Regions from separate parts of the Homo sapiens genome. Here regions 2, 3, 4, 5, 6 and 7 are each linked to region 1. Evidence: chromatin loops called from intact Hi-C (ENCODE). Cell type or tissue: mammary epithelial cell. All regions are shown on one strand.

Evidence for each region. Peaks named below come from ENCODE experiments on the same cell type or tissue, not always from the same donor. Only the 100,000 strongest peaks of a DNase experiment are listed, where the experiment ranks them.
Region 2: it touches region 1 in a loop (4-fold over the local background); 11 of 110 quality-filtered maps call a loop at or near these places.
Region 3: a loop joins it to region 1, with 5 times the contacts of the local background. A loop is called at or near these places in 35 of 110 quality-filtered maps.
Region 4: it touches region 1 in a loop (9-fold over the local background); 76 of 110 quality-filtered maps call a loop at or near these places.
Region 5: it touches region 1 in a loop (15-fold over the local background); 9 of 110 quality-filtered maps call a loop at or near these places.
Region 6: it touches region 1 in a loop (18-fold over the local background); 18 of 110 quality-filtered maps call a loop at or near these places.
Region 7: it touches region 1 in a loop (4-fold over the local background); 26 of 110 quality-filtered maps call a loop at or near these places.

Annotation. Positions count from the first base shown.
Region 1 is chr3:41,201,352-41,205,351 of GRCh38, reverse strand. The region is part of intron 1 of CTNNB1 (catenin beta 1); the gene reads right to left. Among named protein-coding and RNA genes, the nearest start is that of CTNNB1, 3.8 kb to the right of the region's middle. In mammary epithelial cell, a CTCF peak has its summit at 2,177 (motif pointing right); a DNase peak (open chromatin) is centred at 2,231; H3K4me3 peaks cover 1,671 bases; H3K27ac peaks cover 2,936 bases.
Region 2 is chr3:40,845,631-40,849,630 of GRCh38, reverse strand. The region is part of intron 2 of LOC105377043 (a long non-coding RNA gene); the gene reads right to left. Among named protein-coding and RNA genes, the nearest start is that of ZNF621, 320 kb to the right of the region's middle. In mammary epithelial cell, a CTCF peak has its summit at 1,911; no DNase peak of the experiment used is centred here.
Region 3 is chr3:40,968,801-40,972,800 of GRCh38, reverse strand. No RefSeq gene overlaps it. Among named protein-coding and RNA genes, the nearest start is that of CTNNB1, 230 kb to the left of the region's middle. RefSeq lists a silencer at 1,148-1,197 and enhancers at 490-1,689, 3,528-4,000. In mammary epithelial cell, CTCF peaks have their summits at 916 and 1,540; DNase peaks (open chromatin) are centred at 1,000 and 1,460; H3K27ac peaks cover 1,396 bases.
Region 4 is chr3:40,583,160-40,587,159 of GRCh38, reverse strand. It overlaps the pseudogene RPL5P10. Among named protein-coding and RNA genes, the nearest start is that of ZNF621, 60 kb to the right of the region's middle. RefSeq lists an enhancer at 2,702-3,202. In mammary epithelial cell, a CTCF peak has its summit at 2,436 (motif pointing left); a DNase peak (open chromatin) is centred at 2,439.
Region 5 is chr3:41,879,248-41,883,247 of GRCh38, reverse strand. All of the region lies in intron 17 of ULK4 (unc-51 like kinase 4), which reads left to right. Among named protein-coding and RNA genes, the nearest start is that of ULK4, 81 kb to the left of the region's middle. In mammary epithelial cell, a CTCF peak has its summit at 1,813 (motif pointing right); no DNase peak of the experiment used is centred here.
Region 6 is chr3:40,325,406-40,329,405 of GRCh38, reverse strand. No RefSeq gene overlaps it. Among named protein-coding and RNA genes, the nearest start is that of EIF1B, 18 kb to the right of the region's middle. In mammary epithelial cell, a CTCF peak has its summit at 1,603 (motif pointing left); no DNase peak of the experiment used is centred here.
Region 7 is chr3:41,115,939-41,119,938 of GRCh38, reverse strand. No RefSeq gene overlaps it. Among named protein-coding and RNA genes, the nearest start is that of CTNNB1, 82 kb to the left of the region's middle. RefSeq lists an enhancer at 2,257-2,386. In mammary epithelial cell, no CTCF peak of the experiment used is centred here; a DNase peak (open chromatin) is centred at 2,308; H3K27ac peaks cover 641 bases.

The DNA.
Region 1 (4,000 bases):
ATAAACTTAAATTGGCCAAAAAGCCATTTGCCATTAATTTAAGTAAAACGTTTATATTCAATTAATTTTTAATTACCTAAACTGTTTTTAAGTTTTGGATCTAGTCTAACAGTAATAGTTTAGCTTAGAAATGCAAACTTCTGGTAAAAAGGACATGATTTAAAGACCAGTAAAATTGGGGGCTGACTTGAGTTGTATACACAGAATTTGTCCAGCATTTGACGTCCCTTCAGATTAAGTTTTGAGACCTCTTAAAAATACACTTAAAGAACTCTATTTAAGATGGTTGAGTAATAAGAAAGTTACTTCTCCCCCTTTTCCTTGAACCTGGCCATCTTAATTCCTAACTTTAAAAATGTGGGTTTCCCAGTCTTCACAAATAAGTTGATAATATAAATCTTGCTTTTAAGCTCCTAATCTATAATCAATTGACACAAGGCATTTCCCAAGTGCCTAAATAAATACAAACCTAATAATTTAACAATGTTATCTGCTAAATTATGTACATTCACAGAACCAGTCATTTCACAGAATCATTATGAAAACACTGTACTTCAAATGGTACTACTGCAGAGGGACAAACTGGCAGTATTCAGCAAATAAGTGTATTTAATTTGTGCTGAATACAGCATCTTAAAATATGAATTTTGTTCACCAACACTTGCAAATCAAGAGATGTACATTGATCTGGATTTCCCACTTAGGGGAAAGAAATCAGATGATCTGGCAACATAAACTATATTCCCACACAGTGGCTGGAGCTGCTTATGACTGGCTGCTTCATGTGCACTTCAATTTTTAATAGTCTGCATGGTCCCATTTACCCAATACCTAACTGGCCCTGGAGACATTTGAGTAGCCATTCCCACTACAATGTAGTAAGACCAATCCTATATAAGGCTTCTGAAAGCGATCTTATTCTTAGTAACATATCTTGAACATCAAATTGTAGTATGCTACATTAATGAAGGCAAGTAGCCCATTTCAAGAGACAAATTAAGTCCCCGGTAGCAATTTTTTTCAGTAAGTTGTATGTACATAATTTTTCAAAGAACTTTTAAGCCTACTCTCATTTCTCAGAAAACTCTTGAAAAATCAGAACAGAAGCTTATAGACAGTAAATGCTGTAAATACTAAGCACCAACTTGGAAATCACTGATTTACAAGTATGGTCCTTGATGGAGGAATATTTAATCCATCCTGAAATAATCATTCACATAAAGCACTTGAGGCATTCTTGCCTTTAAAAAAAAAAAAACCCTAACTATAGCAATACATTTCTTAAGTAGTAAAAAATCATATACCAATGTTTCCACAAAATTACACTGAATTCCACAGGCAAAGTAAAGCAATCACTGGTAAGTGTCATTTTCCGTCCCTACGCTAACGTTTTCATTCCAGCAACATATTCTGAAAAACAAATTTTTAAAAATCTAAACCCTGAAAAATTTCCATATGCTGACCGTTTAACTTCCAAAAACTAATTTAGAATAAGCTTCATTCCTGTTGCTAATTAGATTCTGATTTGAAACATGGATTTTCAGAAAATAATATTACTAACAGAAAAACCATGAACATAGGAGCCTAGAGAAAGCTTTTTAAGGAAAAATTCAAAGGGCAAAACACAGTTCATCATGGCCCACCACTATGTACAAATGAGACCAACCCTATGGTCACTAAGGGCATTATATTTTAGGTCACATACACTGGCTCAATTACCTTTATTTCTATCTATTTCCTAATATAATCAAGTTGAGCACTTATGTTTTACTCTGTGAATGATTTTAGACAAATTGACAATTCACATTTTCATTAATTTTTTTCTGAGAATTTCAGTTGCTGTAATTCATCAATATAACTGAATATTATGATCTTTTACCTCCTAAAGTACTATACTGAGATTCTGGTTTATCATTATGATATATTTAAGCAGAACTGCCTACTCAAAGTGACCTTAAAAAACCTCCCGACTTTTCTACTGCAAATATTGGCTGAGAAGACATTTTCTCAAGCCTGTATTTTAATTAGCAGTAATGATATTAATTATTTTAGAAATCAAAGGTTTCTTAGTTGATTCTCCCTCATCAGAACTATTCCTAAATATATCCCACATAAACTTGTTTGGAATTAAAAAAAAAAAAATCACAAGCATTATACTATATCCACTGGAGGGCACTCAACATGACCCAAGCATGCAATGAAAACATGCTCCAACACTACTCACTCTGCTGCTTCAGGCTTGAGGGAAACTTGGAGAGTGGGGAATGTCTCTTAACAGAAGAGATGCCCATGAGTTAAAAAAAAAAAAAAAAAAAAGTGGCTAAACCCTAAAAATGGGTTCCTAATGTGATTGACTTTATCTTTCAAGAGCTTATTTTTCCTTAGGAAGGAAGCAAATTATATGCATACTTCAAGGACAGCAGGGTTCAGGCCTCAACAGATGAGCCTAGGTTTCAAACTGAGTCAAGCTCAGTCTTGCATGAAACACAAAAGCAGCATTCTTAAGTAAACAGAGGAAATAAAGAACTTTCCCCTGAGTTTAAGTGATGAAAAACTATAGGAGTTAACTCCTATACTCATTTAGATCAACACAAATCATATTATTTTCCTTTTGTGAAACCTGAGTATTTATTTTAACCGACTGGTCCACTTACCTATCACAATCACAACTGCAATATTACATAAATAGTCTGTTAGAGAAGGACAACTGAATCTGCAAATCAGTATCTTCTCAATGAGAGTACAAGGAGGCAATGGCTACATACGATGGACAAACCAGAAGCCGCTCCTGGGCTATGTTTACTATTTACTTTTATGGTATAAAAATGTTCTCAGTCAAGCAGTTTCAACAATAGATACCACAGTTCCAATAAAAAGAGGGCTACAAGAAAACTAAGTTAACACATATTTTCAAAAACAATGTCACAAATCAACATGACACACTACAAAAGAGTTGCAAATACCTTTTGTTAGAAGTTTGTCCAGTTCTAAAAGCCTTCATCCTTTGTGCCCCGGGTTGGCAGTCAAGCATGCTTCCGACTAAGCTCAAAGTACAAACTTAAAACTTACCACCTACTCATCTACAATTATTGATTATCAGAAGCTAGGAAACCACAAGAGAAATAAAAATAATCTTGTAACAGGACAGATGTATTATTTCATTTCAATAACACTGAAGTTTCATTTGGCTAAATATACTTCTATAGTCTATTGCAGGAGATTTAATTTCACTGCTACTTATAACTACAAAATAATTATATTCAAACTTTTAATTCTCTACATCCCTAGTTTCAACAATACTTAGCATGCGCCTCTCCCCACCTCACCCTATAACAAAAACGAGTATCTGCAATAGTTTTGCTAACACATTTCAAAATACCCTTGGAGAAACTTGCCTCCTCGTTTTCTATCTTGGTGGTGGTGTTATTAAAACAAGCATACAGACCCTCATTTATGCCAATTTTTATTCCAGTCATTAACAGGAACAGTAAGCTCAGTCTGATAAATTTTAATACTGGAAATACACTTTTCTATATCATGTTGGTAAAAGAAATAATCAGATAACAGTTTAAAAAACCCCTCTTCCATACTCTGAAACCTGAACACTGTTAAATGCTTCATTTTTTTTTAATTAGCCACCTTATTTTTTTTTAAGTTGGTTTTTCCTGAAAACTTTTAAATGACTGTTCTGGTCTGTGGGAGACTCAGGACTCCACAGGACTCTAAAGTTACATGCTATACTAAGCTTTCTAGCACAGGTTTTTTATTTTTCCCCACCCCCAGGACTTCAAACTTGAATAGTCTCAGCATTCCTTTAATCCTACAGAATAGACTTCTGAAAGTTTTTCAAGTTACTGTTGCAATAATCTCAGGGCCTTGTCCTTGTACACGGCCTTCAGAACAAAGGTTAGGTCAAAGTAATGAATATTGGGCGCAAATTAACCAAATTTTGTCTGGTGTGAAAGGACATCCTCAAACCTTTAAGGGTACTTTTTTTTTA
Region 2 (4,000 bases), 360 kb after region 1:
CCCTAAAGTGGCTAGAGCTCCCAGATGCTCCTACCCTATTCTGCCTTTCATAGACCTGGGGCTGGGAATTCTATAAGCTTTCCTAGATGTGCGTTTCCTCTTCTTCCTCTTTTTTTTTTTTTTTGACATGGAGTCTCTCTCTGTCGCCCAGGCTGGAGTGCAGTGGTGTGATCTTGGTTCACCGCAACCTCCACCTCTCAGGTTCAAGCGATTCTCTTGCCTCAGCCTCCCGAGTAGCTGGGATTACAGGCGTCCACCACCATGCCAGGCTAAGTTTTGGGATTTTTAGTAGAGTTGAGGTTTCACCATGTTGGCCAGGCTGGTTTCATACTCCTGATCTCAAGTGATCCACCTGCCTTGTCCTCCCAAAGTTCTGGGATTACAGGCATGAGCCACCACACCTGGCTGAATTTCCTCTTCTTACAGAGAAAGAAAACAAAATCAACCTATACCTTGGGAAGGATCATAAGGACAAGGGTCCTTAAAAGAGTAACTCCGAGCTGACGCAATCAAGGCAGGCTCCTCTCCACGTTTGCCTTGAGAATTCTCCTTGCAGTATGGCTGGACCAAATAATAGCATCTCATGTTTCTATAGTGATTAAAAAACCCACATTATTTTTGCTACCTTATTTGAGCCCCAAAATAACCCTGTGAGACAGGCAAGGCAAATATCTAGCTGTCTACCTGGTGAGCTAGCTATTCTTATTCCCATTTTTTAGATGAGAAAACTGAGTCTCAGGAAGATTGCATGACTTGCCAAAGTCATTTTCCAACCCAGAAATCCCATATCTCAGTCTTTTCTCTTCCATACTTCACCTTTTTTATCTGAGAGTGTGTGCCTCCCTGTTCAGCCATGAGCCTGAGCCTTGCTCTGCAGTGATGAGCAAAGAACCTTTTCAGACAGATTCACAGATCATTTTAATGCAGCTGTGGAGAGGACAATAAACATGATCTCATAGCTCAGTGCGCAGAGGAGCAAGCAAGATTTAATATTATATATGGTCATGGAGCCCGGAGCCCCAGATCCAATCCTCCTGGTGGTGTGACAGATGACTTCATAGCTCCAAAAATATTGTTAGTCAGTTTCTCATAAGCTCCAGTTGTCTAAAGCTTTTGGAAGCATTTATGAGATGGGGAGAGGGGTGGCAGGAGTGGTGCTTATTGCTGCTTTGCTTTAAACAAAATTACAAAATGAGGCTCTTAATTTGCCTGTTTCTCCAGCAGCTCTACCAGCAGATATGCGTGGGTTTATAAGGTCTTTATTTCCTCCCCTCTGCTTTTTAATAGGAGAGTCATTCTTGGGGTAAACCAGATGCTGCAATTACTTGGCAACAAAAGAAGGGACCAGCCATGTGTCTAATTACTAAGGCAACCCCACATATGTGTCTGCTTCCCTCTTATTATGTAAATAGCAGGTAGTCCTATGTGTGGAGAGCAAAACCCACACAAGCTCGTAGATTCATCCATGCATTGCCCTCCAAGAATGACCCTAGAAGGGCTCCCCACATGGGCATGGCAGGGCTGAGACTTTGAGAGTGGGAAGGAAAGGCTTGCCCTTCCCAGCATGGCAGTCTGCTAATGGGGAAAGACTGTCTGGTCTTACAATGTTAGAGGTGGGAAGGCCCCTCCAGACTCCCTGCTGCAGCCTCCTAGTTGGATCTAGCTACAAGGAGGAGTAGGGGACCCCCGCAGCCTGTGGGTGGCTGGTCACGCTTCCTCTCCCAAGGCAATCCCAGAGGGAACAATGATAGTCAGTAACCACAGACTTCCAGAGCCTCAGCACCTGCTGTGGGCCTGGGTAAGAGGGAGCATTCCAAAGATGCCTGCATCCCTTGTGTGCTAGGGATGAAGGCAGAAGGAAACAGAATGCAGGAACAGACTGGGCAGACTGCACGTGTCTCTAGTGCAGCCTACAGGGAACACAGACAATGCTCAGCTGGTCTGGCAGCCTCTATTCTGATAGAGAAGACAGAACCAGCGAGTGAGCTAAAGAGAGAGAGAGCTATCCAGACTGACTCCTAAGTAACTAGGAAATCCAAAGGAAGCTAGAACAGTGCGTGGCTTGCCGATAAAAGTCCACACCGTGAGGCTTATCAGCTGTATTTGTGTGTGTGTATGTGTGTGTGTGTGTGTTTTCACAAAGACATACTGTCCCAGGATTCAGCTACTGAGCTAGGGTTCCTCTAAGTGGACAGAAACTACAAGGCTGCAGAAGTTCTTGTAGACTCTAGAATCTTTGCTAATGTACCTTGGAGCCATAAAACATGCAGGGCAATTTTTAGAAATTGATTTAACTTCTCAAGACATTTTAAAATTCCTTAGAGACTCACTATAGCAAGTAGCAGTGTCTGCTACAGGTGTTTGATGCAGAGGAATGAACTGGGTATCATTCTGTGTGAGCATGAGGACCCTGTTGTGAGGATTAGCCCCATCAACTGATGTCAAGACCTTCCACAGAGCAGAAACCCTCCCAATGCCTGGTTATCTCAGAAGGCTGCAGTCAAGAGTTCTTTCTGTTTGACTTTGCTTTCCCACACAGGTTTTGCATTTTAATTAGTTCCCACTGTTGTTGCTTTTCCTCTGTTTTTACCCCCAGGTTGGCTTTTTGTTATGGCAAAATTAGTACATTGAGAAATAAAGCTTAAAACCTGAAAACTTCCTTACCTCCAACAGTAAAAATCTCAAGTCTCAATCTTATACAACTAGTATAAGCCCAGGTCTTTGGTTTGGTTAACTCAGAAAGACTGCAGACTTTGGAGAGGGATAGACTTGAGGTCAAATCCCATCTTTGCTATTTACTTCTAGGTTACTTTGGGCAAGTTCCTTAACTTCTCTGTGTCTCAGTTTTCTCATCTATTAAGCAGAGATCATTATGCCACCCTTGTTAGGTTGCCTAAGGATTAATCAGTCAGTCATGTACAGATAGCAGCACATGGCAGCTATTCAACAAATGCCACTTCCTTTCCCAGCTGTCCTCTTGTCCTCTTGTTCCTGTCAGCAGCTGTCATTCCCAGACATGGTTCACACGGCCACCATCTATCTTTGTAAAAAGACTGACATAGGGGCTCCTTTAGGGAACCATGAAGGAAAGGGGTAGTCAGGAGCCATTAGCATCTGTTAATCCAAGAATTCTAACATATTTCCTTTGAACAAAGGGCACCACTATTATATACCATGTACATGGGAGTCCTGATTCTCTGTAGAGAGGCATGAGCGTATTTTGGTTAAGTGAGAAGACTGAAATCAGGCAGCCTGGGATCATGTGTCAGCTCAGCCATTTACTAGCAATGTGACATCCTGCAGGTCATGTAATTCGTAAAACCTCAGTTTCTTCATTTGTGAAATGTGGGGAGTAGTTCATACCTAACAGGGTTGATTGTTATATTTATTAATTTAAATAATACTTATTAAGCACTGTTTCAGTTATCTGCTACTATACAACAAATCATTCTGAAACTTAGTAACTTAAAACAACAGTTATGATTTCTCACAATTCTGCCATCTAGGCTGGGCTCAGCTGGGTGGTTCCTCTCCTCTGTGTGGTGGCTGTTGAGGCTGAAACATCTAAGATGGTGCACTCTCTCTCTCTCTCTCTCTGTGCGTGTGTGTGTGTGTGTGTGTGTGTGTGTGTCTGTGACTTCTCCATTTGGTAATTGGGCTTTCTTTTTTTTCTTGTTCATGTTTACTGAGACAGAGTTTTGCTCTGTCACCTAGGCTGGAGTACAGTGGTATGATCATGGCTCACTGCAGCCTCCACCTCCTGGGCTCAAGTAATCCTCCCACCTCAGCCCCAAATGTAGCTGGAACTACAAGTGCACACCACATCTGGCTAATTTTTTAATTTTTTTTTTTTATGGAGATAGGGTCTCACTGTGTTGCCTGGACTGGTCTTGAATTCCTGGCTCAAGCAATCCTCCTGTCTTGGCCTCCCAAAGTGCTGGGATTACAGGCATGAGTCACCGCACCCAGCCTTAACTGGGCTTTCATACAATGTGGTAGT
Region 3 (4,000 bases), 230 kb after region 1:
GAAACAATATTTGGTCTAGGCTCAGACAGCTCTAGTTCAATGCCAAGATCTGCCTGGTATTAGCTGTATGGCATAGGACATGCCATTTATTGTTCCTTCAGTTTCTGCATCGTAAATAGTGATGATTTCAGGATTGTTGTTAGATTATGAGGAATATGGGAGAGTGCTTTGTACACTGTAAACACAATTACAAATGTAGTATGTTTTTCCTGTGCACACTCAGCAATTTGTATGATTAACTCTTTTGCATCTCTGCTTCTCCCTGTTGCTCTAGTTTGTTCACATCCAGGGGGCTAGATCAGACAAGCCTACACAGCTAGTAGCAGGTACGAGGAGGCATCGGATTGTGGCAGCTTCTTCTCTCCAAAGATGCCTCATGTCATTGTGCTTTCAAGGAAAAACAGCAAAGTATTTTTTTCGTTTTTTTTTAATTGGTATGTTGATATCTACTGGCGTACATTTTGTGTAACAATAGGCAAATATTAGGATTGTTAAGATGTTAGAGTAGGGAGAAGGATGCAGGGAATAGAGGACAGAGATAAATTTTACAGTTTGTGAAGATATGCGTGTTCACATCTTGTTTTGTTTTTCCTTTACCCAAACAAATAAATAAGAAAAACTGCCCACTTTGCTCTCTTATCTACCCTTCCTGTGTTCTCATTGGGGCAGAGCTCTGCTGGGGAAGGAAGCGGCCACAACCCCAGGCATTTACTACCTGTTCTCCCCACCTGCTATTTGAGAGAAGTTTTCAAGCTGAAGTTCGTACAGCTGCATTCACTTGGACATGAATATCTGGGAGTTCACGGGTTTGTCTGCCCCTTTGGCCTGAGAGAGCTGGGCGGAAGCCTCCTTGACGTCTGTGTTGACTCTCTGTTTCTCTGGTTTTTCTCTGGCCCAGTTTCCTGTTCACCTCTGTCCTCTGCTGTCTGGTAGGCTTGACTCATAGGAAACCACAGCCAAGTCACCTAGTGGTCTGAGTCACTGACCTTTGGAGCATCTCTTTCTTAAAAAACAATAAAGACAAAAGTAAGTGCCTAAGTAAGTACTGCATTTTGCAATAGATTTCAGCTAAGTATTGCACTGAACGGTTAGTTCTGGGAAGTCCCCACTTGTGACTTATTTTTGGCAACTGTGCTATAAGCAAATCATTTTATCTCCTAGCAACCGACTTCCCTCTTCCCTCCCTCCCTCCCTCCTTTGTATCCACAAGTGTTTGCTGAGAACCCTTTGTGTCCAGGCACTACATTAGGTTCTGAGCACAAAATGAAGACATAGAATGGTCCTCAACAAGCTGCTGATGCCCATAAGAAAGAGGCCTGCAAACATGTGTAAACAAGTGTGACAAGTTCACCGGCAAGGGGCAGCACAGGGTGGCACTGAACTCAGCCTCGGTATTGCCCTGACCACATGGCTGCATGTGAGCATGCCAGGTGAGGTGAGCAGGAGAGATGTTCTAGGCAGCGTTGGATGATTCTCTGTCACATTCCTTTGTGGTCAACTGAATTGCTCTCTTCAACTGCAGCTTTCACTGAGGCCACTTGAGGTTGCACAACTCCTTCCAGACACAGGTGAGCTCCACAGAGGGAGGATATGGACAAGGGGCTAGATTGGAAGGAAGATGGAGGAGAGTGATCCTTACAGCCCTGACATCGGTCAAGGGAGGCTAATAGCAGTGACCTTCCCCATCAATGTCATGTGGACTGGACAGCAATGACCAGGTGATCCATTGGTGGGGAAGTGTCCCCACAGGGACAATGGGGAACAGTCTATTCAGAAGGGACAATATGCTCGTAGCTGATGCTTTTGGCACCCTGTAACAAATCCCCTCAGCACACCTATGATTTTGTCACAGATCTGGTAGAGAGTGCAATGTGGGTTCCCATGACAATGCCCTCTTGAAACATGAAAAATGCTTCCCTGTTTTTTTGCCTCAAAGCCATCTCTGAAACTGGGAGCCCAGTCAGCCCCCAAGCAAGTACAACCTGCAAGTATGGAGAGGTAACGCCCTAGGAGCCATCTCTAACCAGTGAAGAATGAGAGCCAGTAAGCAAGTCTAGCCACTCCTCTTTTGGAGGGAACATTCTAGAAGGCATTCTGCACACTTGCCAAAGGTCACAGAAGAATTGAGCCCCTGTTGCCCAAAGCAGCAACCTTAATGATGCACACTCAGTGGCTTTTCATTCTTCCCTGTCTCACTCTCTCCCTTTTCTTTCACCTCTGCTTTTTGGGATCTCCTCCCAAATAAACCACCTGCACCAAGTCCTTGTGTCTAGTCTCAGGCTGTGATTTTAAGGGAGCCCAAACTAAGAGAGCAATATTATTAAAATTAAAGTTTTGAAATGAAAAGCATTTGAAGGTCCACTAGCAGTCTCCTTAAAATACCACCTACTACCTTTTGGTATTACCATTTATACCTGAGCCAGAGGAAAGGAGAATTCCAAAAAAGGCCTTAAAAACCCTCTGACCCACAGGAAATAGCTGCCATCTAGTCAGGCTGGGCAAAGGGCTTAGTAATACAGAAAGTGAAAAGGGGCTCATGGGGGCCTTAGCAGGGTGACTCAATTTAGTGGGTGAGAAGGAATTCTTGTTTAACTTAGGGGAAAACTACTGGGTAATATTCTTTTCCCTAGTCATAATGGTTACATTAAAAAAAAAAAAAACCCACATCGCTAGAAGGGCTAATGGTTAAGAAAAGATTGGGACAATGAGGCTCTATATGAACTAAAACGCTTATATTGTTACATTCATAAAAGCATGTTGAATTAAGAAAATAACAGGAATTTTATAGTTTGAAAATGAAAATAAAAGTTAATAGACACAAGGCTTCAAGATGGCTGACTAGAGGCATCTGGTACTTGCTTCCTCTGCAAAGAACTGAAACAGTGAGTGGATAATCACACTTAGAATAGATCATCTAAGAGGGAACACTGGAATGCAACAGGAAAGCGATAGGAAACACCTAAAGCAAGGAAGGAGAGGAAAGCAAGGCAGCCTGATTGGCTAGGAGTATGGAGAGGCTCTCCAATGCAGGAAAAGGGTAAGTCAGAGACCCCCAGTGGTCTGCATTCCCAACACAGACTCCTGCAATCCTAGCCACGAAAGAACCTCTTGACCACCAAGGCTGAAGTGCAAGCTGCTGCACATTTTCATGAGCCCTGAGGATAGACACTCCCACCTGCCACTGCCGCTTGGGGCTGAAATACATGCTCCCCAGCCACCTGCCTACTGCTTCTGCCACTCAAAGCAACCCTTCCCTCCCTAGGAGGGCTGCAGTGAAGCTGCTGCCACCTGCACTCATGTAAGCATTCCTCCAGAGCCTGAAAATCACCCAACCCCTGCCTACCACAGCCAGCACCTGCATGTGCAACCAGGTCCTCCTGGCCCAGCTTCACCCTCTCCAATGCCCAAGCATGCTTCCCGGGGGCCTGAGGATTACCTAACCCCATCCACCATCATTGATACCTAAGCACTCCTCCAGAGGGCTTGAGGTTGAGCCCACCCAATGTGTCACTACCACTACAGCTGGCACCTACCCACACATGCCACATATGGGCCTGGGGACTGGCCCACCCATCCTGTTGCAGCCACCCGCAATACCAGTGCAGGCTGCTCAGGAGCCAGACAGTTGTTCCACCACTGATACTGCCATTGCCCATGTCATGCTTGCTGTTCAGGGTCTGAAGCCTACTCACCCATCCACCAGGTCCATGATGGCAACTACTAGCACCTGAGCAAGTCCTCAAGGGGCCCAAGAATTGACCCACCTGAACCTGTGAACACTGATGCCAGTGTATGCTGCCCTAGGGCCCAAGGACAGGAATGCTCAGTTTGCCACTGCCATTGCTGAAGCCCATGGACTGATTTACCTGGTGTTTCCATCCTCAGCAAAACTTCACCACAGCCTCCATTAACAACTGCACCCTAAGCCACAAATACCACTGAATGCTGTTTATAGCCAAATAAACCATATGAAGACCACACTATTGCAGGCACTCAGAAT
Region 4 (4,000 bases), 620 kb after region 1:
CCTGACACATTATGCTACAGCATATTGTACTGGCTTGCTGCTGGCCTGCAGGCTTCTCAGTAAGTCTGGCATGGTCAAGATTTATGAAGGCCAAGTGGAGGTGACCAGAGATGAACACAACGTGGAAAACATTGATGGTCAGCTGGGTGATTTTACCTGCTATTTGAAGGCAGGCCTTGCCAGAACCACCACTAGTAATAAAGTTTTGGGGGCTCTGAAGGGGGCTGTGAATGGAGGCCTCTCCATCTCTCACAGTACACAATAACAGATTCCCTGCTTATGATTCTGAAAGCAAGGCATCTAATGCAGAAGTACATAGGAAGCACATCATGGGTCAGAATGTTGCAGATTACATGCATTACCTAATGGAAGAAGCTGAAGATCTTACAAGAAACAGTTTTCTCAATACATAAAGAACAGCATAACTCCATACATGATGGAGGAGATGTGTAAGAAAGCCCACGTTGCTATATGAGAGAATCCAGGTTATGAAAAGAAGCCCAAGAAAGAAGCTAAAGAGAAAAAGTGGAATTGTCCCAAAACGTCTCTTGCCCAGAAGAAACACTGGGTAGCTCAAAAGAAGGCAAGCTTCATCAGAGCTTGAGAACAGGCTGCTGAGAGCTAAACCAAGAAATTTTCTATGAGAATTTTTCAGATAAAGACAATAAATTTATTGACTAAGCTGCTAAAAGAGAAAAAGAAGGAAAGAAAAGCAGACTTCTCCAGGCAATTGTTTCCTGACCCCTACTACAAACTCTTTGACTTGGAAGGGAGTTGAGCAAACCTCAAATCCACCCCAGATTGTGAAGACAAGGACAAGCGCAGATGGTGGATGGGACTCCCCAGGGTCTCCCAGGGAGTTCATGGCAGTCAGACTAGAAATGGATACCTCTTCTCCTCGTTTCTCTTCTGTTGTTCAGAACTAAAGCTTAAGCGGGTGGGGCTGAATCGTAAAGGCTTCTGTGAATGTTGGTAATAGAGGGTGAAATGATGCTGCAGGAGGGGAAGGGAAGGACAAAAGTCAGCAAAAAGCCAGGTATTGAGACAGCCATCACCTGAGGATCTGCCTCCCAATGGGCAAGTCTGCCCCTCAAAGACTATGAGGCAGTGATGATACTGACCCCTGAACTCCAGGACCCCATTGTTCTTCAAAGGAAGATGCAAGGCTGGCCCCTCCCCCAGCTGCTGAAGACCATGCTGAGGGGCCCAAGGGAAGAGGAGGCCAGTGGCTGAGCATTGTAGAGCAGTGGGTAGGGAGGGACCTTTGGTCTGCACCAACAATGTGACTGTAACGCTCACTTGCACAAGTGTGACTCAATTCATGCTCTCATGAAACTGTGCTTTAGGCATGAAGCTGGGGGCCTATTTTGAGACATCAGCTGCACAAACTTTAACCTGTGGCTTTATACTGAGAGAGGTAGTGTAGGGCTTGCAGCCTCTGGTCCCAGGAGAAGATAAAGGAGACTCGAGCAGTTGTCAGAACCTATGGTGCTCTCTCTCTCTCTCGTTACCTCTCGCTCTCTCTTGCTCTCTGTCTCCATTTGTTGCCACAGACCACCGGGCTCAGATGAGAGTCTCTCAACAGATGCAGGGAAGAGAGCAGCTGTTCACGGCAGTGGCCCTCCTAGTGCTTTGAGACTCCTCACAGCCCCACAAGGTTCCTTTGGGCCCTCTCAGAAGTCTGGCCACCCAGCATGAAAATCTCCCAAGTCAGAGCCTCAAGTTTTAAAGAAAGAAATTTACAGATGTGCAAAGAGAAAAGAAAAGGGGCTGTTTGGTCCCTAGCAGAGGACCGATTTTATTGGGAATTGTTTGACCAAGGAAACATGAACCAAACATACCACCAAGGAAAACATACTGCCAAGGAAAAATGAACCAAACATACCACCAGCACCCTAGAAACAGACTTTTTTTAATCTTCGTATCAACAAGATTTCGGCCTTCAATCATCTCAAATTAAATGGAACCTAAGCAGCAGGAGTTACTGTAGTTACGTAGGGGAAAGACAGGAGACAGGGGAAAAAAAAAGCTTTGCATCACGTGACTTTTATGCTGCAGAAACTTAATGAGAAACACACCACATTTCCAGAACCCTCTTTCTAGTCAGGGCTCCCGCTGAGATAAAAGGTCACAAGAAGAGAAGGAGGGAGAGGGAGGGAGCGCCGGCGTGGAGCAGGGAGGCACTTTTACTGCAAAGTCGGGCCCAAATTTCATACAAGCTGCTATCGGGTCTGATAGTCTAGACTGATTATCTTCTTTGAATGCCAGATGTGAAGGGCTTGTATAAAAGAACTGCAAACATTACCCATTTAAAAACAAATCGACCCAAGCTGCATTCACTGCGCAAAGGAGAACTTTCCATCCCAGACTCTGCAGAGAGAGCCAAGCAGCCGGGCCAGGAGACCTGGCCTAGGCGGTGCGTCCCGCTGCTGCCCCCTGCAGGCCATGAGCCTCAGGCTGGCCAGAAAGCAAGCCAAGTCCGGGGGCCAATGGCTCAGCCAGGCCTCTGCTCATCAGTGGAGACTTTTTCTGTCCATCCAGCTCAGGGTGGCAGGAGAATGCTCCTCTACAAGGTGCCAGGCTATAGCTGGAAGACTGAGCTGGGCCTGGGCCTCAGCGTTACACATTGTCCCGTTCAACCATTAACCCTGCAAGGTAGAGACGTCAATCCCTTTCACAGGTGAAAAATTGAGAAGTTAAGAGATTTACCCATTGGATGCAACTGGCTTATCCAGTTTTGGTATTGGACACTGGTGCTCCTTCCATGGCCCTATGTGCGGTTGGCCATCAACACCAAGATCCTCTCCTCAGGGAAGATGGAATGATAGAACTGCAGCTCCAGTACCCAAACTGGACCATACCAGCCCAGAAGACACCCGGCCCATAGGGCCAAGCTAGGAGTAGGGCGGCAGGAGGTATCTTCCCATCCCTCAAGCTGGGTGTGGTCCTGGATCAGGGGTCTTTACCCCTGCTGGGCAGTTAGGAGAGGCTTCTTGATCCCAGGCCCCTGCAGAGTACCAGGCCCTGAGCCAGGGCTCAGGAAAATTTGTAGAGCGAGAAACATCCTGATCACACTATGGCCTCTGGAATCTCCTGATGGCCCTGCATTTCTCCACCAGCCCTGGCCGCTTTGGGTTGTGTCTCCGCACACAGGGACTGACTCTGTAAACACCATGCCAACATAACCTCTGACCAGGCACTTCCCATTTGGCCGCAGCTACAACTCAGTGCCAGACACTCAGGATCAGTGACCTTCAGAGGGGGCTGGGCATGCAAGGGCCTTCCAAGTGATCTGTGTTTAATCTAGTGTGAAGGACCTCCAGCCTTGCTGCTACAGGCAAGGCCAGCGCTCATCTGGGCCCTCTGGCCTGCCTAGTCCTGGCTGTCACAGGAACGACCAGACACTCCTGAGGGCGTTTGGTTTTCTGCCAGCGTTGTTAGTTTAAGACTCTGTAGTGTACCTTTGGGTTTTCCTTCCTTTTCTGAACCCTCCTAAGTGGCCCACTTACCTCTCAAGCAAGGCAAAGCTGCTTTGCTGTCTTCCACCTCTGGAGTTTTTTTTGTTTTTTGTTTTTTGTTTTTAAGACAGAATCTCATTCTGTCACCCAGGCTGGAGTGCAGTGGCGCAACCTCAGCTCACTGCAACCTCTGCCTCCCAGGTTCAAGAGATTCTCCTGCCTCAGTCTCCCAAGTAGCTGGGATTATAGGCATGTGCCACCATGCCCAGGTAATTTTTGTATTTTTAGTAGAAACGGGGTTTCACCATATTAGTCAGGCTGGTCTTGAACTCCTGACCTGAGGTGATCCACCCGCCTCGGCCTCCCAAAGTTCTGAGATTACAGGCGTGAGCCACCGTGCCCAGCCCCACCTCTGTGATTTTGCACAAGCTGCTCCCTTGCCTGGAAAATCTTCTACCCCTTCTTCATGTGGCTGACTCGGACTTGTCAGACAACTCTTGCAACGTCCTCCCTCTCCTGCATGCCCCTGCTCTGAGCTCCCA
Region 5 (4,000 bases), 680 kb before region 1:
TATGTCTGTCTTGTCCACTGTAGTAGCCAACTGGTATTTGGAGCCTTAAGAGGAATTGGAACATTTTCTCTCTGTGCTGTTCACTGCAGCAGCCAATTGCTGGGATAGTATCCCAGCTGGCCTTATAGTGTCTGGGTGGAGATTAATTTAATTTCAGTGTATTTCCCTTGCTTACAATTCCATCTCTATTTCCTGCAAACTGCTGGATCTCTGAGTTACTAGTAAAATGCCACAAAGTCTAAATTTTTCCTTTTTTGGGGGGCCTAAAAAAATGAATTGTGACCTATATGATTACTGATGGTACCCAGCTTGGTTCTCAGAGATGTGTCAGGTAGATTTTTGTCTGAAAGATTGAGCATCTAGGGCAGTATTACCAGGAAGATGAGAAGGCTTAGGATCTCAAAAATGGGGGTTCCTTCTGATGGCTCAGAGCAAAAGGTCTCCAGTGAGATGGAGTAGCTGTAGGAGATGGGAGAGAACTTAAAGTCCAAGACAAAGTGCCAAGATTTTAGAGGATGTTCCTGCATCGTCAGAGCAGGCATTGGTTGCTCAGGAGCTGTGAAGAAGGAGCCTCTGAATATGTGAAATATGACTGTTGAATTAAATGATTCAGTAGTTGCAGTAATAAGTATTAAGTAGGATGGATACTTTAGGAAGCTGAGTTAGTGAATTTGAAGATCAGTTGGATGAATTCTCTTAGGATTCAGAAAGAAAGAGGATAAAGATTATGAACTAAAAAGGCATGGATGATAGTTTCAGATTTGTTGAACTATCCAGTATAGTAGCCACCAGCCACTATGGCTATTGAGTGCTTGAAGAAAAGCTAGTCTGAATTGAGATGATCAACTTATAGAAAAGAATACTACGACCACCCTGTAATTTCCAAACCCCATTGTTCTACTTTATCTTTTTCACAGCATGTATCACCACCTGGCATTTTATGTATTTATTTCTCTTTCCACACTAGACTACAAGCTCCATTGGAATCGGGATTTTGAACTGTCTTGTTCAACACTCCACTCCAGTGCCTAGACAGTGCCTTGTGTATGTATAGATACTGACAAATATTTCAAAATAAATAAAACTGTATCAGCATTCTTGGGACTCCGTGTGGCAGTGCCTGGAAGATGGTGTGTTTTGCTGCTGCAGGAATTGTCAAGGGGCTGGGCAGAGGGCATGTGAAGTAACCTGGGACCTGTTGGTCACCCTGGGTGATGTGATGGCCTCATTCTACTGGTACTTGCTGTTGCTGCTGCTGTACTCCCACTTGGAGAGTTTGGCCCAGCAGTTCCTGAACCATATTTGTTACCTGTTCTCACTCAGGTTGAGTTCTGTGGCCAGTTTATATTCTCAAAGTATTTCTCTTACTCCAGTTGTTGTACTTTGTTGACATTGTATTCCTGGTGCTGCCTCAACTGAGAGGAAAGGGTGGATGTTAATTCCCGAGGTTCTTGTATCTTTTATTCCAGTACTGTTCTCTTCATGGGTATTTGCTGATGCTTTATTAGTTCGAAATGCAAGAATTTAGGGAAAATCATACTTATTTGATTAAAAAAAATGGCGTGTACTGAACTATCTGGTGAACTATTTTGAATTACACTGTATTGTGAACTACATTTGGTTGGATAATAGAGAGCTTGTATAATAACTTGAAATTGAGCTAGGTGCTCCTTTGTGATGCCATCTTAATTTTGTTATTTCTCAACACTTTTTAGTTCTTTATTTCATTACTTTTAATGGCAAAAACTGTAATTACTTTTGCACCAACCTAATTCCTGCTGTGAGCAATTGGCTGTGATAATTTAAGTAGCCACTAGAGGTCATTCAAGCACCAGAAAAAAAGTTGTGCAAGTTTTAAGAATTTATGTTTCAGTTTCCAAAAGCAGGATCTGTGGAGGCTGAGCAGGTACATGGTACCATGTTTCATCTTTTTCCTGTTTTTTTTTTTTTTTTTTTTTTTTTTAGAAGTTTCTGCTACAGGATGTGTGGCTCCATTCCACTGGTGATTTTTACCATTTGAGATGAATAAGATGAATGAAAACCATTATAGTCTCTCCAGAAAAATAAAGTCAACACCTAGCACATGATTTTAGGGGATCTGGGAACCCCGTGGAGTGAATCTTTGGTTCATAACTCTTGAGACCAGTTTTCTGTAAAACTCACAATTGGGTGCTTGTAGATAATTTTTCAATAATCAGTAACAAAATTTCAAGTGTAAGATGAATCCTAAATTCTCTATTAGGTTTACTCTCAGTGAACAGGAAAAATTGTGGTTGCAGACCCTATAAGCATCTTATTTTATTTTACTTACTTATTTATTTTTTTGCGATAGAGTCTCGCTCTGTTGCCCAGGCTGTAGTGCAGTGGTGTGATCTTGGCTCGTTGTAACCTCTGCCTCCCGGGTTGAAGAGATTCTCAGCCTCAGCTTCACGAGTAGCTTGGACCACAGGTTCATGCCACCATGCTCTGCTAAGTTTTGTATTTTTAGTAGAGACACGGTTTCATCATGTTGGTCAGGCTGGTCTTGAACTCCTGGCCTCAAGTGATCCATTTGTCTTGGCTTCCCCAAAGTATTGGGATTACAGGCATGAGACACTGCACCTGGCCCCTATAAGCATTTTAATGGCATAGAACCTCATTTTGTTACTCACCTTTGTACCCCACAGTGCCGAGCCAGCAAAGTAATGTGTATTTTAGGCAGTTAATGCTGGAGAGTTTAATGAATGATTAAAAGAATGTCAGAAGAATATGATGGTATAATTTGTTATAAAGAGACAGAAAAAATGGAGCAAAAATCTATTTTACTATCCTTGTAATATAATTTAAATCTCTTTCATCTTATTCTGTCATCAACAGCTACAGAAAATAACTGGTCATGATCTCCTTTATGCATTTAGAAGCATTTATTGACATCTGTATCTTTTTTACTGAAAAATATAACCATCTGAAGCTTATATTCCTAGATAACACATTTACCACTCTGTAATCATTGTGGTTTCTATGTGTAATAATTTTAAAAAACATTTCTGATATTAAGCCAATATATTTAGTCTGAAGCGTGCAGTGGATATATTTTATGAAATTTAATATAGACCCATCAAATTCTAAAACTGAAAGGAATTTTTTTTGTGACTGAGTCTCACTCTGTTGCCCAGGCTGGATTGCAGTGGCGTGATCTTGGCTCACTGCAACCTCTGTCACCCAGGTTCAAACGATTCTCCTGCCTCAGCCTCCCGAGTAGCTGGGATTACAGGCATGCACTACCACGCCCAGCTAATTTATTTTGTATTTTTAGTAGAGATGGGGTTTCACCATGTTGGCCAGGCTGATCACGAACTCTTGACCTCAAATAATCCATCCGCCTCAGCCTCCCAAAGTGCTGGGATTACAGGCATGAGCCACCACTCCTGGCCAAAAGGAGTATTAACAGACATTTTAGGTTAACCCATTCATTAAATTTCTTTATTATCAGCTGGGCGTGGTGACTCACGGCTGTAATCCCAGTACTTTGGGAGGCTGAGGTGGGAGGATAACTTGAGCCTAGGAGTTTGAGACCAGCCTGGGCAACATAAGGAGACCCTGTCTCTAGAAAAAATAGAGTTTGGTGTGGTGGTGCACGTCTGTGGTCCCAGCTACTCAGGAGGCTGAGACATGACCCTGGGAGGTTGAGGCTGTAGTGGGCTATTATCATGCTATTGCACTCCAGCTTGGGCAACAGAGCAAGACCCTGTCTCAAATTTTTTTTTTTTAAATTATGGAAAATTTCAACATATATAGAAGTAGAGAGGCTAGAGTAATGAGGTAGTATCATTTGCTTCCAGCAATCAACACTGGCTAATCTTGTTTCATCTTGTGTCCTGCTTTCATTCCCCCTCTCCCTTTTTCTCTCCCTCTCTCTTTCTTGCTGGAGTATTTTAAATAAAATGATATCATTTTACTAGTAAATATCTTTTGCTAGCAGAAAAGGATTAGAAAAATGTATAACCATGATTTCATTATC
Region 6 (4,000 bases), 880 kb after region 1:
GCCATAAAGCTGGAAAGTGGTAGAGCCCGAATCTGAATCCAGGGCTTCTGATTCTGAGTCCTGGCATGGCAGGCCAGGTCTCACTAACAGCTGAACAGGCAAGCCTCCATGACAACTGTTGCGGCACTGACTGAGTGGTTAGGTTAAATATTAAAAGCTAATAGAGCCAGTCTCCTTATGCAAAGGCTGGAATGTAACAAAGCCCACCAAGAGTTTTGCCTAGGCCTTTCCTGGGCCTTGAAGCCTGACACGATAACGAAGGAATTCTTAACAGGACCCATGTAGGATTAAACAAGTTTTATTGGGGGTCTGAAGAAACTCCCCAGACCTCCACAAACAAGTTTTACTGGGCAGGGGGGTGGGGAGGATGGTCTAAAGGAACTCCTCAAACCTCCATGATTTAGCAGGAGACGAGATAAGGGTAATCACTCCGGCACCTGGAGCCATCTAGATTAAGTAAATTTACTGAGGCTCCAGAGAAAGGTCTTCAAAACTCAGACCTTAGTTATATTAGGAGAAGTTAACCACTTATGTCTTTAGATGAATGCACTTACACATAGACATATAGCTTAGAAGGTATATAAACAATGGAAAGCTTTGTAATTTTAAGTTGGTCTGCCTACCCGGTTACAGAAATAAATTCTCTTCTCTCCCAGTTCATCTGCATCTCATTACTGGGCCTTGAGAATAAGCAGCCCGACCCTGGGTTTGATCCGGTAACACTGGGGCATCTCTGAATCAACCACATTGATGCCTGTCATTATGCCACTCTGCACTGCCACGAACCTCTACTCCTCAGAATGTGGCCTGCAAACCCAGATGGCCGGTATCCCCTGGGAGCTTGTTAAAAATGCAGAGCCTTGGGCCACTCCAGGCCTCCTGAGTTGGAATCTGCATTTTAATAAACTTGCCTGGTGACTCTCATTCATATTAAAGAATAAGAAGCCCTCAGGAGGCTGCAGAGGGATTGGAGATCAGGTCACTTGAGAGAGAGAAGGGGAATGAGTGTGTGTGTGGGGGGGGGGCGGGTGTGTGTGTGTGTGTGTGTATACTTGTGAACACAGGCCAGGCATATGTGTAGTTTGGAAAGGTCTAACAGCTCAGAGGCACCATGTCTTCCCTCAGATAACATCACTTCCACATCCTGTTTGTTGGAAAATTGTTCCCAACTAAAGGCTAAGATTTTTAACTCTTGAAATTGAGTTATGTGCGGACTGCTCATTTGTGATCCAAAACGTCAGCTGAGAGACTGCACCAAGAGAAACCTCTCCAGGGAATGGCTGAGTAGCTTTCGCAAACATAGGGACACAGGAAAGCAAGTGCTTCTTCCTTCTGGGAGGTTTCTAGACTTCTGGAATGAGAGGTCCCCTGAGGGTGCATTGCCAGACATTTCTCTGCATCTTTAAAACCAGAGTTTTTATTTGTTATGTTTTTTTCTTGAGTGCCTAGAGGATCTAAGAGTTTAGCCAGTATCATATAACCTCTCAACTCTTCTGATGTTGGACCTTTTCTCTGAAACAAACTCAAAGACAAGCAAGCAAATTAGATGACTACAGCATACAAAACATAAAGGCTGGACCTAAATGGGTCAATAGCACCATCTCTTGGCCATGTGTGAGTACTGCATCTACCAGTTTTCAACTAGTGAAAGTACAAAACACACCTGTGGATTTGCGGTTAACTAAAGCAGAGTAAAAATATCCCTGCCACACTGTGAGGCATAGAAACACCCAAGATAATGAGAAAGTGGAAAGTTAATGCTGTCTTCAAGGAAATCAGTTAACACCTAATTATATCCACATGTAATATTTGAATTAGTTTTGCCACAAGTAGTGAAAACGAACAAGGTTGAGGAGGATGCCAACAGCACTGCGTATTTCTGAAGGCTTTGAGCAGGGCGATAGACCACAGAGCTCCCCAAGGAGTGGAGGACACCTTATTAAACAGGCATTAGAAAATGGTTGTATGTAGGCCGGACGCGGTGGCTCACGCCTGTAATCCCAGCACTTTGGGAGGCCGAGGCGGGCGGATCATGAGGTCAGGAGATCGAGACCGTCCTGGCTAACACGGTGAAACCCTGTCTCTACTAAAAATACAAAAAATTAGCCGGGCGTGGTGGCGGGCGCCTGTAGTCCCAGCTACTCGGGAAGCAGAGGCAGGAAAATGGCGTGAACCCGGCAGGCGGAGCTTGCAGTGAGCTGAGATCGCTCCACTGCACTCCAGCCTGAGCGACAGAGCGGGACTCCGTCTAAAAAAAAAGAAAGAAAGAAAGAAAAGAAAATGTTTGCACGTGAATGTTAACAAAAATACTAAATATCAAAATCTGCAGGCTGCGCAAGGGAAATTTACATCCTTACGTGCTTACATTCGAAAAGAAGTTAAAAGTTAATGGGCTAAGCAACTAAATTGAGAAGTTACAAAAAGAATATGCAAAGAAAGTAGGAGGAAGAAAACTCATAAGGGAAGAAACTAATAAAACAGAAAATAAGCATGTAATAGGAAGAATCACTAAAGCTAGAGGTTGGTTTTTTGAAAAGATGAAAGAATAAAAACTGATAAGCCTCTGGCAACACTGATCAAGAAAAAAAAAAAGAGAAAAGTTGCCAAAAAAAAAAAAATGGAGCTATAACTACAAAGGGTTAGTCCCAGGGTTCCACAGCTCTGCTTGTAAAAAGACGATTGAAATTCCACATTAGATCTCACCCTTTCACATTTTCATATCCTTTCCTCTTTGATTTCCATAAAGATAGCATGACCAATGTTTTCTCCCTTGATATGTAATAATGAAAAGCTAACATTTGTTAAATGCATATTATGTGCAAAGCACTATGCAATAAAATCCCCACAATGAGTCCCTGAGGCTATCATCATCATCTCCACTTTATAGGTATGGAAACAGAGGCTTGGGAGATATATCTCCACTTTATATATATGGAAATGGAGGTATCTCTCAGTTTGTTAGAAATCAACAAACTGAGGCTTTTTGATTTCTAATATGGCACAGCTAGAAATCAACAGCACCAGGATTTTGACTGGGCAGTCAGGGCTTAGAGCGTCTCCTGGTCACAGGAGCTGACAGCAGAGCCAGGACAGAATCTAGGCCTTTTAGCAAAAAGTCCTCATGACACCAACACTGCCTGTGTCAAAAAGGCAATTCTGAATGATGTTTTATTTTTTTCTCTCCCTCTCTAAATTGAACAAGGATGTGTGTTGCAACTCTGGAATCCATGGAGGCAATTTCGGTCCTCGGACACAGGTACTAACATGGCCCTGACCACCTGGGGAAAATATCCAAGGACCTTAAGGCCAAGTGGCCTCTAACTCAGGTCTCTCTCTGGCATGCTTTGGAAATGTCTCTCTAAATAGGCTTTTATCCACTGTTACTGGGCTAACCTACTTTTAGGGGCTTCAGGTTAAAACCTGAGGCCAACTGTGGTGCTGCAAATACTATTTTAATTGGAATGAGCTGCTTAATCAAAAGTTCTTGGTTCAGTGTGTGGTTCCTTCAAGTGCCATGATTCCTGTGTCACATTAAATCCAGGGTCAGAAAACTGTGGATCTCAGACTAAATTCTGTCCTACCTATTGTTTTCATGTGGTCCAAAAAGTATAGTTAACTATAGTTAAGAAAGGAATTATCCCCCATTTAAAAATGGTTAGTGAAAAAAAATCAAAAGGTGAATAGTATTTTGTGACATCTGAAAATTATATAAAATTGCAATTTTAGTGTCTATAAATAAAGTTTTATTGGAACACAGCCACATTCATTCATTTATATACTCTATGGCAGTTTCTTGCTTCAATGGCAGAGTTGAGTATTTGCAGCAGAGATCATACAACCTGTGAGCCTAAAATATTTACTATTAATATTTACAGAAAAAGTTTGTGTTAAAGTATCATTACAGAACTTTATTTTATTTTATTTTTTCCTATTCAACTTTTATTTTGGATTCAGGGGGTACAAGTGCAGGTTTGTGACCTGGGTATACTGTGTGATGCTG
Region 7 (4,000 bases), 85 kb after region 1:
GATGTGCTAGGTTCATCAAGGGATCTCTGGGTCAGTCCTCTTCTGCTCTCTGGAAGGTTTGCCTTTGAGTGATTACCAGTCCACGTGCCCCATCTTTATCTCCTCAGACTCCACCAATCTGGACAGGGTCCCCTAATGGTTTCTTCCCTGGTCTGAGATCCCTGAGAAAGTGTGCAGGCAGGCAGACAAGGCAGCCTACAGCCCTTGCTGTAGCATCTTCCAAATTTAAACCAACAAGGAGGAGGAAGGGAAGAGGGCAAGAGCTTTGTCCTGCATTCCTGGTAGCCTGTATGGCACCACCATGGAGGCTCCTGCTGTGCTCTTGGCAGCTGCCCATCTCCCATGGCACCTTTTATTTCCATATACCTGCTGACCTCAAGCATGCAATTTTTTCCTTTTTAAGAGACAGGGTCTCACTCAGGCTGGAGAGCAGTGGTGTGATCATAACTCACTATAACCTCGTACTCCTGGGCTCAATCCATCCTCCCACCTTAGCCTTCCAAGTAGCTAGGACTACAGGTGCAGGCCACCATGTCTTGCTAATTTTTTCATTTTTAGTTTTTTTGTATTGATGAGGTCTCATTATGTTGCCCAGGCTGGTCTTGATCTCCTGAACTCAAGTGATCCTTCTGCTTTGGCCTCCAAAATTGTTGGGATTATAGGTATGAGCCACCACAAGTGTGCAGCCACATGTCTCTCTCTGCCTAGGGACTTTGACCTGGGAGCAGCCCTAAACCAATGACTGGTGTGCAAATGCACCAGCTTCCTTGTCCCTTGGATGGCACAACTCTGAGGCATGTCCTATCCAGTCTCCCAGAGAGCCATCATGGGACTGAGCCCAGTTGCGCACAGAGGCATCTTGATCAGGAACACCCCCTGTACTGTCCTTTCCTTCCCCGTCTCACTTTCCTTACTATCCTATTGGAATTTCCTGGGATTACCTCCCAAATAAACAATGTGCCTTCGAACTCTAATCTCCTGAGGGCACTAGCCCAAGGCAGGGGCTGTGTGGTTGGAGCAGCTCCTCCCAGATCACGTGAGTGGAGGGGACGTGAAGGGCTGTGTCACCAAGGTGTTAGCACTTCACAAACGAGGGGCTATTTATCATCCACTGGTTGGGGTTTGGGTTTCCTAGAGACCACTCAGACAACTTGCTGGTGTTTCCACAGTGATGTAGTTTGGATATTTGTCTCCACCCAAATCTCATGTTGAATTATAATCCCCAGTGCTGGAGGTGGGGCTAGTGGGAGGTGTTTGGGTCACGGGGGCGGATCTCTCATGGCTTGGTGTAGTCTTTACGATAGTGGTGAGCTCTTGTGAGATGTGGTTGTTTAAAAGTATGTGGGACCTCTCCCCTAGCACTCTCTCTCTCTTGCTCCTGCTCTCACCATGTGACGTGCCTGCTCTTGCTTTGCCTTCTGCCATGAGTAAAAGCCTCCTCAGCCTCCTCAGAAGCAGATGCTGCCATGCTTCCTGGACAGCCTGCAGAACTGTGAATCAATTAAACCTCTTTTCTTTATAAATTACCCAGTCTCAGGTATTTCTTTATAGCAATGCACGAATTGCCTAGTACACACAGAGACTGGCAGGAGCTACCTTAGGTAACAAACAACAGAAAAACAAGAAAACAGTGGGAAAAGAATATGCACAGTAACTTTTGCACGTTGACGGACATACTTTGAGAATTAACAACCCAAATCGAGTGAAAAGCCTTTAAAGCAAAGTATGGGCATGGAGAGAACTGACCTGGCTGACTCTGACCCTTCTCAAACTCTGATCTGTGACGTGGATGCAGGCAATAGAAACATGGAGTGTGGCTGCCTCTGACCCCAAGGAGAGTGACCCTGGGGTCTTAAGAGAGGAGTTGTGGTGTCTGGAAAGAGTCTGATCATTGGAGGAGACAGGCTAGGGTGGAGTCCCTGCTCCCCATGCTCTAATTGTGTTTACCCTGAGAAAAAGATTTAACTTCTCTGAACCTCAGTTTCCCCATCTGTAAAAGGGAGGCCATAAAACCCCACAGAATTGTCATGAAGATTAAAAACAACATAATGCCTGTCTGGCAGCTAGTATCAGTCAGGCTTCCTTTTCTCTTTTCTTTGTCCTTTCAGGGAGCCGTACCCTTGGCCTGACTGAGGCCAGGTTTAGGGGAAAAGGAAGCGTGTCTCAAGTGCCCCGGCCACAAGGTCAGGCATTGGGTTGGCCGACTACCCCAGCTCCCCACATGCAGCCAGTCTGCGTCAGTGGGCGTGGGAAAGAGACGTAAACGCTGAAGGGCACTAAACACGAGTTAGACATGCCATTCCGCACCACCAACACATTTCAAAAGTGCACATCACAAGGCTCTTGTTGAAGCCCTGGCGGCCAGCCAGGGTCAGACCACAAAAGGAAGTTGTTTCCTCGCTGGAGCTGCTGGGCGGCTGGGCGTGGTCAGAGCGCCACATCATTGCAGAATGCAGGGCTCTTTGGTGACTTCCTGTCCTCCCATCCATTTTTTTCTCCTATGGGCCCTGCTGCACTGCCCTGGTAATGCCCCAGCCAGCCAGAAAAGTCAGCATTCACCTGACCTTTCCCTATGTCACAGAAATGGAAGGTCTGTGATATTCACATGGGCCCTGTTGCAGTGGCCACCACAGCCTTCCAGGCCTCTACCTTGGCTTTTTCTCCCCTTGGAGTATAAGGAAACGGTTATTTTATCCACAGTTGGTAGCAATCACATTTCGTCTGTATCATTGAGGTCTGAAAGGCAGCCACGGGCCCCAGAGGTGGCAGAAGGTCTGTGATGCAGCTGGAGTAAGTCAGGCCTCGTTCCCAGCAGACAATCTGCAAATATTTATTGAGGGTCTGCTCTGCACCCAGGGCTGCGGGGCACACAGAGACGCCCCGTGTGAGACAAGGAGCTTGTGTTCTGACTGGGAAGGCCAGACTGACACACAGGAAACCAGGGGGTCCTGTTGACCCTGAGCTATGCTTTTAATGCACGATTGTGTGGTAAGGTGTAGGCCAAATACCAAGACATTGGTCTTAGGCTCCGTGATCTGGTGCATTCTCAGAATCTGGAGAAGATTGTAGAAGTTAATCTTGTTTTGCCCAGGGGCTTTCCTCCAAGCAGCACTAAATCCACTAAATCCCCACATGGTCTCTAGCCCCTTTTCTCTCATTGGTCTTTTTGCCCTTTATCTTTAACTCCACTTAAGTTTTATTCCTTCAAACTAAGACTATAAACATTCAGAAATTGTTTGCACTTATCAATTAGTCCTCAAAAATACCTTGCAAGGGACGTCCTGCTATTTTTCTTTTCCAGAGGAGGAAACAGGCTGAATGTGATAAGTGGCACAGCCAGGATCACAAAGAGGGTTGATCTGTCCTGTGTGGTCCCTAACTCTTAGGGTTCTCATAGGTGGGGTAGAACTGGAAAAGATGCTGGCAGAGTCAGCTCTGTGCTTGGGCTTGCAAGAATGTCAGTCCATGGAAGCAGGATCCTCAAATATCACATAAATAGACTCTAAATCCTAAGAAATGAAAAAAATGAAACTAAATTCACAATTCCTATATGCCTACCCACCTGAGATAGCTACCTATTTGGATAAATACCTATATATACTTTTGCATGCATTGAAATATTGTGACTCAAGTAATGGGACAGTAGAAAGTGCTTTTTAATTTATCTTTATTTTTTATTTGGAGACATGATCTCACTCTGTCCCCAGGCTGGAGTGCAGTGGTGTGATCATAGCTCACTATAGCCTTGAACTTCTGAGCTCACGCTATCCTTCTGCCTCAGCCTTCTGAATGGCTGGGACTACAGGTGTGTGCCACCATATCTGGCTAATTTTGTTGTTGTTGAGACGGAGTCTTGCTATATTGCTCAGGGAGGTCTCTAACTCTTGGGCTCAAGCAATCCTCCTGCCTCGGCCTCCCAACACTGGGATTATAGTTGTGAGCCACTGCTTTGCCTGTTTTTTTTTTTTTAATCTTGAGTCATTGAACTCTCATTGGTTGG